Linked DNA regions of Homo sapiens: region 2 is linked to region 1. Evidence: read pairs that join two places in POLR2A ChIA-PET (ENCODE). Cell type or tissue: PC-3. All regions are shown on one strand. Each heading gives the region's core, and the rest is flanking DNA. Links, peaks and the distances in the headings are about the cores only.

What was found. ChIA-PET counts read pairs that join two places held together with the same protein. Peaks named below come from ENCODE experiments on the same cell type or tissue, not always from the same donor. Only the 100,000 strongest peaks of a DNase experiment are listed, where the experiment ranks them.
Region 2: POLR2A ChIA-PET joins it to region 1 with 5 read pairs; 7 of 35 experiments call an interaction of 5 or more read pairs at or near these places.

Annotation. Positions count from the first base shown.
Region 1 is chr6:151,308,816-151,313,079 of GRCh38, reverse strand. The region is part of intron 3 of AKAP12 (A-kinase anchoring protein 12); the gene reads right to left. Among named protein-coding and RNA genes, the nearest start is that of AKAP12, 71 kb to the right of the region's middle. RefSeq lists an enhancer at 1-293. In PC-3, for the core only: no CTCF peak of the experiment used is centred there; no DNase peak of the experiment used is centred there.
Region 2 is chr6:151,082,679-151,087,203 of GRCh38, reverse strand. All of the region lies in intron 26 of MTHFD1L (methylenetetrahydrofolate dehydrogenase (NADP+ dependent) 1 like), which reads right to left. Among named protein-coding and RNA genes, the nearest start is that of MIR12131, 18 kb to the left of the region's middle. In PC-3, for the core only: no CTCF peak of the experiment used is centred there; a DNase peak (open chromatin) is centred at 1,813; H3K27ac peaks cover 3,592 bases.

The DNA of each region.
Region 1 (4,264 bases), core at 1-4,000:
GCCGCAGTCTTTAAGCAGGAAATGAATTGATACAGAGTTAAAGCCAACAGCTCCTCCTCACCTAGATGATTATAAATGTAATACTGTGAACTCCAACTGAAAACTGTGTCTTCATTTATTCATATATTTGCTGAGCGCTACCTCTGTTCCAGCTACTGGTCCAGGCTCAGAGGATTCAGCACTGAACTAAACAGCCCCCCTCACCCCATCTCCTGCCATGGACCACCCTCCGAATCCCCATCCCAAGAAAACTCTGCCCTCATGATTCTTTTTTTTTTTTTTTTTTGGAGACAGAGTCTCCCTCTTGTAGCCTAGGCTGGAGTGCAGTGGCACGATCTCGGCTTACTACAACCTCCAGCTCCCGGATTCAAGCGATTCTCCTGCTTCAGCCTCCCAAGTGGCTGGGACTACAGGCGCCCGCCACCACGCCCGGCTAATTTTTTTGTATTTTTAGTAGAGACGGAGTTTCACCGTGTTAGCCTGGATGGTCTGGATCTCCTGACCTCGTGATCCGCCCACCTCGGCCTCCCAAAGTGTGGGGATTACAGGCGTGAGCCACCGTGCCCGGCCGTCCTCATGATTCTTATATTTTATTTTATTTTTTGAGACAGGGTCTCAATCTGTTGCCCAGGCTGGTACAGTGGTGCAATCATGGCTCACTGCAGCCTCAAACTCCTGGGCTCAAGTCAAGCGATCCTCCCACCTTAGCCTCCCAAGCAACTAGGAATACAGGCGTGCACCACCACGTCCAGCTAATTTTTTTAAACGTTCGTAGAGACAAGGGTCTCACTATGCTTCCCAGATTGGTCTCGAACTCCTGGGCTCAAGTGATCCGCCCTCCTCGGCCTCCCAAAGTGCTGGGATTACCGTTGTAAGTCACCGCACCTGGGCTTGATTCTTATATTTTAGCCAAAGTGTGGGTGAGAGACAGATGTCAAATGCCAGATGTTAACAACTGGTGTAGAGAAAAGGAAAGGAGGAGTGGAGGGCTGTAATGTGGGTGACAGGCACTTCTAACAAGATACCAATGATGTCACAATTTGAAAACTGAAATAGAAAAGGAATCAAATCATAAAAATATTCCTTCTGGGCAGAGAAAGCAGCCTCTTGCAGAGGAAACAGGTATGGGGTGGGGGAGTCATCTTTGAAGAGGCTCAGAGCAGGTCTTAGGGTGCCTACTATACAGATAAAGTTATTAAATGTTCAAAGCAAAGAAGAACGACTTTTAACTCAGAATGGATTTTCTGTAAGGTAACAAGATCTTTAGGGAGGGCTGGGATTATCTGGCGGTAATCTTTCGGCCTTTCTGTTTCCCAGAGGAACTGTACACCAGGAGCTGGTGGGTTCAAATGGCAAATTTAATAAAAGCAGACGATGACATTAAGCGCCATTAGAAAAATGAAATTCTCTAAAGTGTTGTATTTGTTACTATATCTGGGGGAAAATACTCAGATGTAGAAAAGTGGAATCCTGTAAAACGTTAAGAAATACATCCCCTCAAAGACTTCTGCTTTAAGTGACAGCATTTTGAGGGTTTTTGTTTCTCATTTTTCCCCGGGGGTGGGGGGTGTGATCACAGCTGGTGTCACAGTGGCGGTCCACGTGCACACACCGGGAGCCGCCTCTATACCGTTATCTGATTAGTGTAACAAGGCCTGGTTCATCTGGTCACTGGCTGACAGTTTTAAAGCAGCTAGCCCCAGAGTGGCAAATGCCAAGGTCAGAGCACCCAGCTGCTTCCTGCTCCATTGCTGCTGGTGTAAATATCCTCAACTCTGGGTACACAAGAGGTGTGAACAGAAATTACTTAAGGCTGGCTGTGGTGGCTCACTTCTGTAGTCCCAAGACTTTGGGAGGCTGACGTGGAAGGAAGCTTGAAGCCAAGAATTTGAGACCAGCCTGGGCAACATGGCAAGAACCTGTTTCTACAAAAGCATTTTAAAGAACTATCTGGCGCAGTGGCACATGCCTCTAGTCTTAACTACTGGGAAGGCTGAGCCAGGAGGATCACATGTGCCCAGAAGTTTGAGGCTACGTCGAACCATGATTGCACTACTGCACTCTGACCTGGGTGACAGAGCAAGGGCCTCTTTAAAAAAAAAACTTTCTAAAGCTAAGGAAAAGATTGCCATTGTCTGTTTGCTCACAGAAACAAATGTGACCTGTGAAGGTTGGAGAAAAGCTGGTTTTCACATGCTTTAAAATGTTTGCTGTACGTACTCTGCAGAGACGCAAATCTCAAAAAGAAAACAAATAACTGCATTGTAAGTGATTAATTCAAATGGATGAAGACCTGAGATAATCACTGGATTACTTGTATATGGCAATGAGTTTTGCAGACACTTTATTTCAAAATCAAATATGCTATTATCAAAATAAATAAGGTGTTGCTTTTTGAGTAACTGATTTTCCTCAACTGTTCGGGGAAAAAAAAATCATCTGCCTAACAGATACTAAGATTGAATTTCACGTTTAAATTTCAAAGTTGTTCTAATTACCAAAAGTTAAAAAAAATATAGAGACAGGGTTTCGCCACGTTGGCTGATCTCAAAATCCTGGACCCCAGCCTCGACCTCCCCAAGGGCTGTGATTACAGGCGTGAGCCACCGCCCCCAGCCTGCAAAACTTTTAAATCTAAAATTGGTCTCAGCCCAAGATACAATGTTTTAAAAATCATTCCTGTTTGGGTTTCTGTTTTGTTTTTGTTTTTTTTTTGAGATGGAGTTTCGCTCTTGTTGCCCAGGCTGGAGTGCAGTGGCGTGATCTCAGCTCACTGCACCCTCCGCCTCCGGGTTCAAGCGATTCTCCTGCCTCAGCCTCATGAGTAGCTGGGATATCAGGCATCTGCCATCCACGCCCAGCTAATTTTTTGTATTTTTAGTAGAGACGGGGTTTCACCATGTTGGCCAGGCTGGTCTGGACCTCCTGGCCTGAGGTGATCCACTCGCCTCGGCCCCCCAAAGTGCTGGGATTACAGGTGTGAGCCACTGCACCCAGGCTCTTGTTTGGGTTTTTAACAAAGAGAAGACCGTACAAGCCATAGACTATAAAACGATTGATAATTTGGGTTGCGGAAAGGGAGCTTTTCTTTTTCTTTTTTTTTTTTTCATCTTTTCGGTAGAAGCAGATTTGCCCCAAACCAATGGCACTTGTGCAGTCTCTGTGAATGCTGGGAACAGCACAGCATGACAGCACTTTTTAGTTAGGGAGAGGAAGCCCAGTTGCATTTCTATATAAGCTGTTTGTATAAACTGAAAATCCCAAAGCTCAGAAGAAAGGGACTGCTCGCCAAGGCTAAGGTAATTAGTTGTGTTTATTTTCATTATAAATAAATGTTTGTGTCCATGCCTCATTGTGTATGCTCTTATAGAAGTCCACCAAATGACATAATCAAGCCCCCTCCCCAAATCTACATATATCAGACCCTGCTGTAGAGTTTAGACAATATTTATATGCGGTTCCTTCTTTCTAACATTTAAGAAAGTTTACAAAGAAGCAGAATTCTGTTTTCATTATAGGAGGAGGGTTGGTTCTGAACTACCAGTATTTCCAGTTTTAGAAAGAGCAAGTGAATCAAAATGGGAAAAAAAATTTCACCTCTAGCTTTGTCTGCCACTGTAAAGTAAAAACCCTCCAGTAGGAATGGCCCTTGTTCATTATTTTCTCCCATCAGTTGATCTTGCTATTTTATCTACAGCAGGACCAAATTCCACTGTGGGCCAGTCCTCCCAGGGACCAAAATGGGTCAGTTCTCTTCTTATTTAAGTGGACAGTGGTAGAAACAAAGGTGTCCCAAATCCTACAGGTCAGTGTCACATGCCAAATTATGCCTTTGTCTATCCTACAGCAAACTGTCATATAGAATTCTGATTTCTGGAAGCAACCATAAAGCCTAATCATGAGCGAGCCGGGCACGGTGACTCAAGCCTGTAATCCCAGCACTTTGGGAGGCCGAGGCAGGCGGATCACCTGAGGTCAGGAGTTCGAGACCAGCCTGGCCAGCATGGTGAAACCCCATCTCTACTAAAAATACAAAAATTAGCCAGGCGTGGTGGTGCATGCCTGTAATCCCAGATACCTGAGAGGCTAAGGCAGGACAATTGCTTGAACCCGGGAGATGGAAACTGCAGTGAGCCAAGATCACGCCACTGTACTCCAGCTTGGGTGACAGAGCAAGACTCCGTCTCAAAACAAAACTAAACAAAAACCTAACCATGAGCTGTCACTGATGTCAAAAGCACGGAAAAATGCTGTTTAATAAGTT
Region 2 (4,525 bases), core at 226-4,225, 230 kb after region 1:
GATCTCAGCTCACTGCAGCCTCCGCCTCGTGGGTTCAAGCAATTCTCCTGTCTCAGCCTCCCAAATAGCTGGGATTACAGGTGCCCGCCGCCATGCCTGGCTAATTTTTGTATTTTTGGTAGAGACAAGGTTTCACCACGGTGGCCAGACTAGTCTTGAACTCCTGACTCAAATGATTCGTCTGCCTCGGCCTCCCAAAGTGCTGGGATTATAGGGGTGAGCAATTGCGCCTGGCTGACGATACAATTTAAATAAAAAGATTTTCTTTTCAATGAAGTAACTAAAAAAATTCAAGTCTTTATTTATTAAGCAGGAGTATTTTCTGAATTGTTAACACGGTGCCTGGCAATATTAGACCCTCAGAAAGTATTTTTGGTCAGGCATGGTGGTTCACGCCTGTAATCCTGACACTTTGAGAGGCTCAGGTAGGAGGATGGATTGAGCCCAGGAGTTCAAGACCAGCCTGGGCAATATGGCAAAGCCCCATCTCTACAAAAAACAAACAAAAATTAGCCAGGTGTGGTGGTGCACAATTGTGGTCCCAGTTACTTAGGGGGCTGAGGTGGGAGGATCTCTTGAGCCCAGGAGGTCGAGGCTACAGTAAGCCATGTGCACCACTGTACTCCAGCCTGAGCAACAGAGCCAGACCCTGTCTCAAAAAAATAATTAATATTTAAAAAAACAGATGAGTAAAGATGGAGGACAATTACAAAATGGGAAACAAACAACAAAAATTGCTCAGAAATTAGGCCTTTTCTTTCTGTCTCTTCCCTTTTCTTTGGATGTGAGGGACGGAATTGTTTATATCAAATGGCCATGTTGATAATTATACAAATGTAACTCTAAGATGATGCACGAGGATAAATGGCCCAGTATCAATGTCAAGTGACCGAGGGGAAAGGAGAGAGAGAGAGAGATGAGGGGAGAGAGAGACACACACTATATAATGAAAATAGATTGTGCTGCTACAGTTGCAATTTCTATTTGCTTGACTTAGTAGAGATGGACTCTCCTGGGATTTCTTTGGGGTAGCTGGGAACCTGCACCGCTGTAACTACATTCCTGGTCGGCAGGGATGCTCTGGGGTTGATGGTGTGTGCTCTTAGAGTATACTTCTCTCTCATGGTGGCTGATCAACCCTACAGCGTGGACTCTCTTGAGTGCCTGTTACTGTACCAAAGGACCGAAACGGTGAAGTTCATTCGACTCAGCAACCTTTGCTAAGAGCTTACTACAAGGACACCCAGGTGACCAGGACCCAGTCCCTGCTAAGAGCTTACTACCAGGACACCCAGGTGACCAGGACCCAGTCCCTGCTAAGAGCTTACTACAAGGACACCAGGTGACCAAGACCTGGTCCCTGCTTGTAGAGGGGCAGACTACACAAAGCAGACCCTTGGGACATTCAGGTCAAAGTCATTGTTTTTTTTTTTGAGACAGAGTCTCGCTCTGTCGCCCAGGCTGAAGTGTAGTAGCACAATCTCTGCTCACTGCAACCTCTGCCTCCTGGCCTCAAGTGATTCTCCTGCTTCAGCCTCCCGAGTAGCTGGGATTACAGGCACCCACCACCATGGCCAGGTAATTTTTGAATTTTTAGTAGAGATGGGGTTTTGCCATGTTGGCCAGGCTGGTCTCAAACTCCTGACCTCAGGTGATCCACCCGCCTCGGCTTCCCAAAGTGCTGGGATTACAGGCGTGAGACAACGCGCCCGGCCAAAAAATGTTTTGCTTTCTTTACTTTTCACTTCAAAAGAACGAACAGAATAAATTCCTAACTTATGACTTTCTAAGACGTAAGTCATGTTCAATTACTATAAAAATTACCACACTGTGTTTGCATATTGTGACAGTACTACAGAGCTCAAGCTATGCCAATTATTTCAGTGGCCTTGAATGACTGAACAAGTACAATTATTTCTCTTCTTTTGTAAAGAAGACTATAAAGTTTTTTAATGGTAGAAAGCCTGTTCCTGATTAAATTTCTATTCGTTTTTAAAAATTTACTTAAAATATTTTCAACATAGAAGAAAAAAGTCCTCCACTTCTAATACTGCTTCCAGAGGTAACCTCTGCAAATAATTTTTATGTAATTATTAAATTACATAAATAAAAATTACTCACAGGTAATTTTTGATTCCTATATAAACAATGTGCTTATCTAATGTGTGTGTGTGTGTATATACATATATAAATATATACATATATATATATATATATATTTTTTTTTTTTTTTCTTTGAGATGGAGTCTCACTCTGTCACCCAGGCTGGAGTGCAGTGGCGCGATCTCGGCTCACTGCAAGCTCCACCTCCCGGGTTCAAGCGATTCTCCTGCCTCAGCCTCCCGAGTAGCTGGGACTACAGGCACCCGCCACCACGCCTGGCTAATTTTTTGTATTTTTAGTAGAGACGGGGTTTCACCGTGTGTTAGCCAGGATGGTCTCGATCTCCTGACCTCGTGATCTGCCCGCCTCGGCCTCCCAAAGTGCTGGGATTACAGGCATGAGCCACCACGCCCGGCCCGTCTAATATATATTTCTATAGTTATATACAGAAATTGAATAGTTCTACATGCACAGTTCTGGAGTTTGACTTTTAGAAAGATTAATATTTAAAATCAGTAATTAGGCCAGGCACAGTGGCCCACACTCGCAATCCCCACACTTTGGGAAGCCGAGGTGGGAGGATCGCTTGGGGCCAGGAGTTCAAGACCACCCTGGGCAACATAGAAAGACCCTGCCTGTACTTAGAAAGCTTCCCCCAGCCCCGACCCCAGGTATTACATTACTTCCATTTCATTCTTCATGTTTTCAGACAACGTCCTGCTCCGGTGCCCGGAAGACACGCGTGCCAGGCTTGGCTGAGTCCTGCAGCCCCAGCCATTTCTCTCCACGGTCATTCTCAGGCTTGCTGACCCATGTGAGCAGTTCCGGGCCAAATATCCACATCTCGTGTGATCCAGTGTAAGACAGAATGTCTTCTTTGGTAGCACCTTTTTCTTTTGTCTTGATTCTTTTATTTATCTATTTTCAAAGTAATAAATTGGTGCCCTGGCAACTCCAACAGTGACACTTCTGAGGGAGGCATTTAACATGTAGAAAATGTAGCTATAGATGTAGCCAGGCTCAAGGAAGGTTTCTGAGGAAGTGAATTTCTTGTATTTCGGGACCTCATTTATAACTTGTGTTTGTTAAGTTCTGACCATACTCCAGGCGCCATGCTAAGCACGTTGTATGCACCATATCTCATTTAATCCCAAGAACCCTGTGAGGTCAGGGTTATTGTTATTTACATTATCCCCATTTTGCTGATTAGAAAAATGAGAGATTTCCAAAATGATACAAATACAGTAACTACTCGAGCTTTTTTCTTAAAAATAACAGGCTTGCTACTCTTTCATGGCCAGCTAGAATACACAGATTTTTTGTACCTATCTGAAAAGTGTAAATGGTCACCATTATGCAATGAAGTAACCAATTTAGTCAAAGTAACATATTTAGTCAAAAATTAAAAAAAAATCAATCATAGTTATGTCAGAAATGTGCTTTGGTAACTCTCTAGTGGGTTGGCAAAATCCAATACAGACAATTGTGAAACAATGCCACTATTGATCAAGTAGCTGGTTTCTCTGTCACTTATATGCTTCATTTTTATTCATTACCAGAAAGATAAAAGAAAGGCCATGACTACAAGGGTATAAACTTATTTGTGGCCGGGCGCTGTGGCTCACGCCTGTAATCCCAGCACTTTGAGAGGCCGAGGTGGGCAGATCACGAGGTCAAGAAATCGAGACCATCCTGGCCAACATGGTGAAACTCCATCTCTACTAAAAATACACAAATTAGCTGGGCATGGTGGCAGGTGCCTGTAATCTCAGCTACTCGGGAGGTTGAGGCAGGAGAATCGCTTGAACCTGGGAGGCAGAGGTTGCAGTGAGCCGAGATGGCACCACTGCACTCCAGCCTGGGTGACAAGAGTGAGACTTCGTCTCAAAAAGAAAAAAAAAAAAATTGCATTTCATTCTTCGTATTTGGAGAACGATGGAGATTCTTCCCTGCCTTTCCTTATTTCACTGTAATGATCACACCTGAGCCTTTCAACAACACTATGAGACAAGTGAGTCGGGAGAGACTTGCCCATTCCCATCTACAGGTGCAGAAACAGCCTCCAGGCAGTCATGTGAGTTTCCCTGAGCCCATTAGGAAGGAGAACTGCAAGTGCAAAGGTTCTACTGGGGACCCAAAGTCTGAGGGGTAATGGGAACCAGATCAAGACTTTCAGGTGTGGGGCAAAGCATTATCGGGAGACAGGGGACTCTACCCTATACGAATTGCATCTTGCTGGGTGAGTTACTTCGCTCAGCCTTCACTTCTTTTGTTTTGTTTTTTTTGATTGTGATTGTCAAAGGTCAGCCCTCGTTCTTTATCTATAACTACAGCATGAGTATAACAATATATTATGGAGTCATTTCAAAATTCAAATGAGATGAAGGACCCTAGTTTAGAGTTTAATACACAGTACCCATTG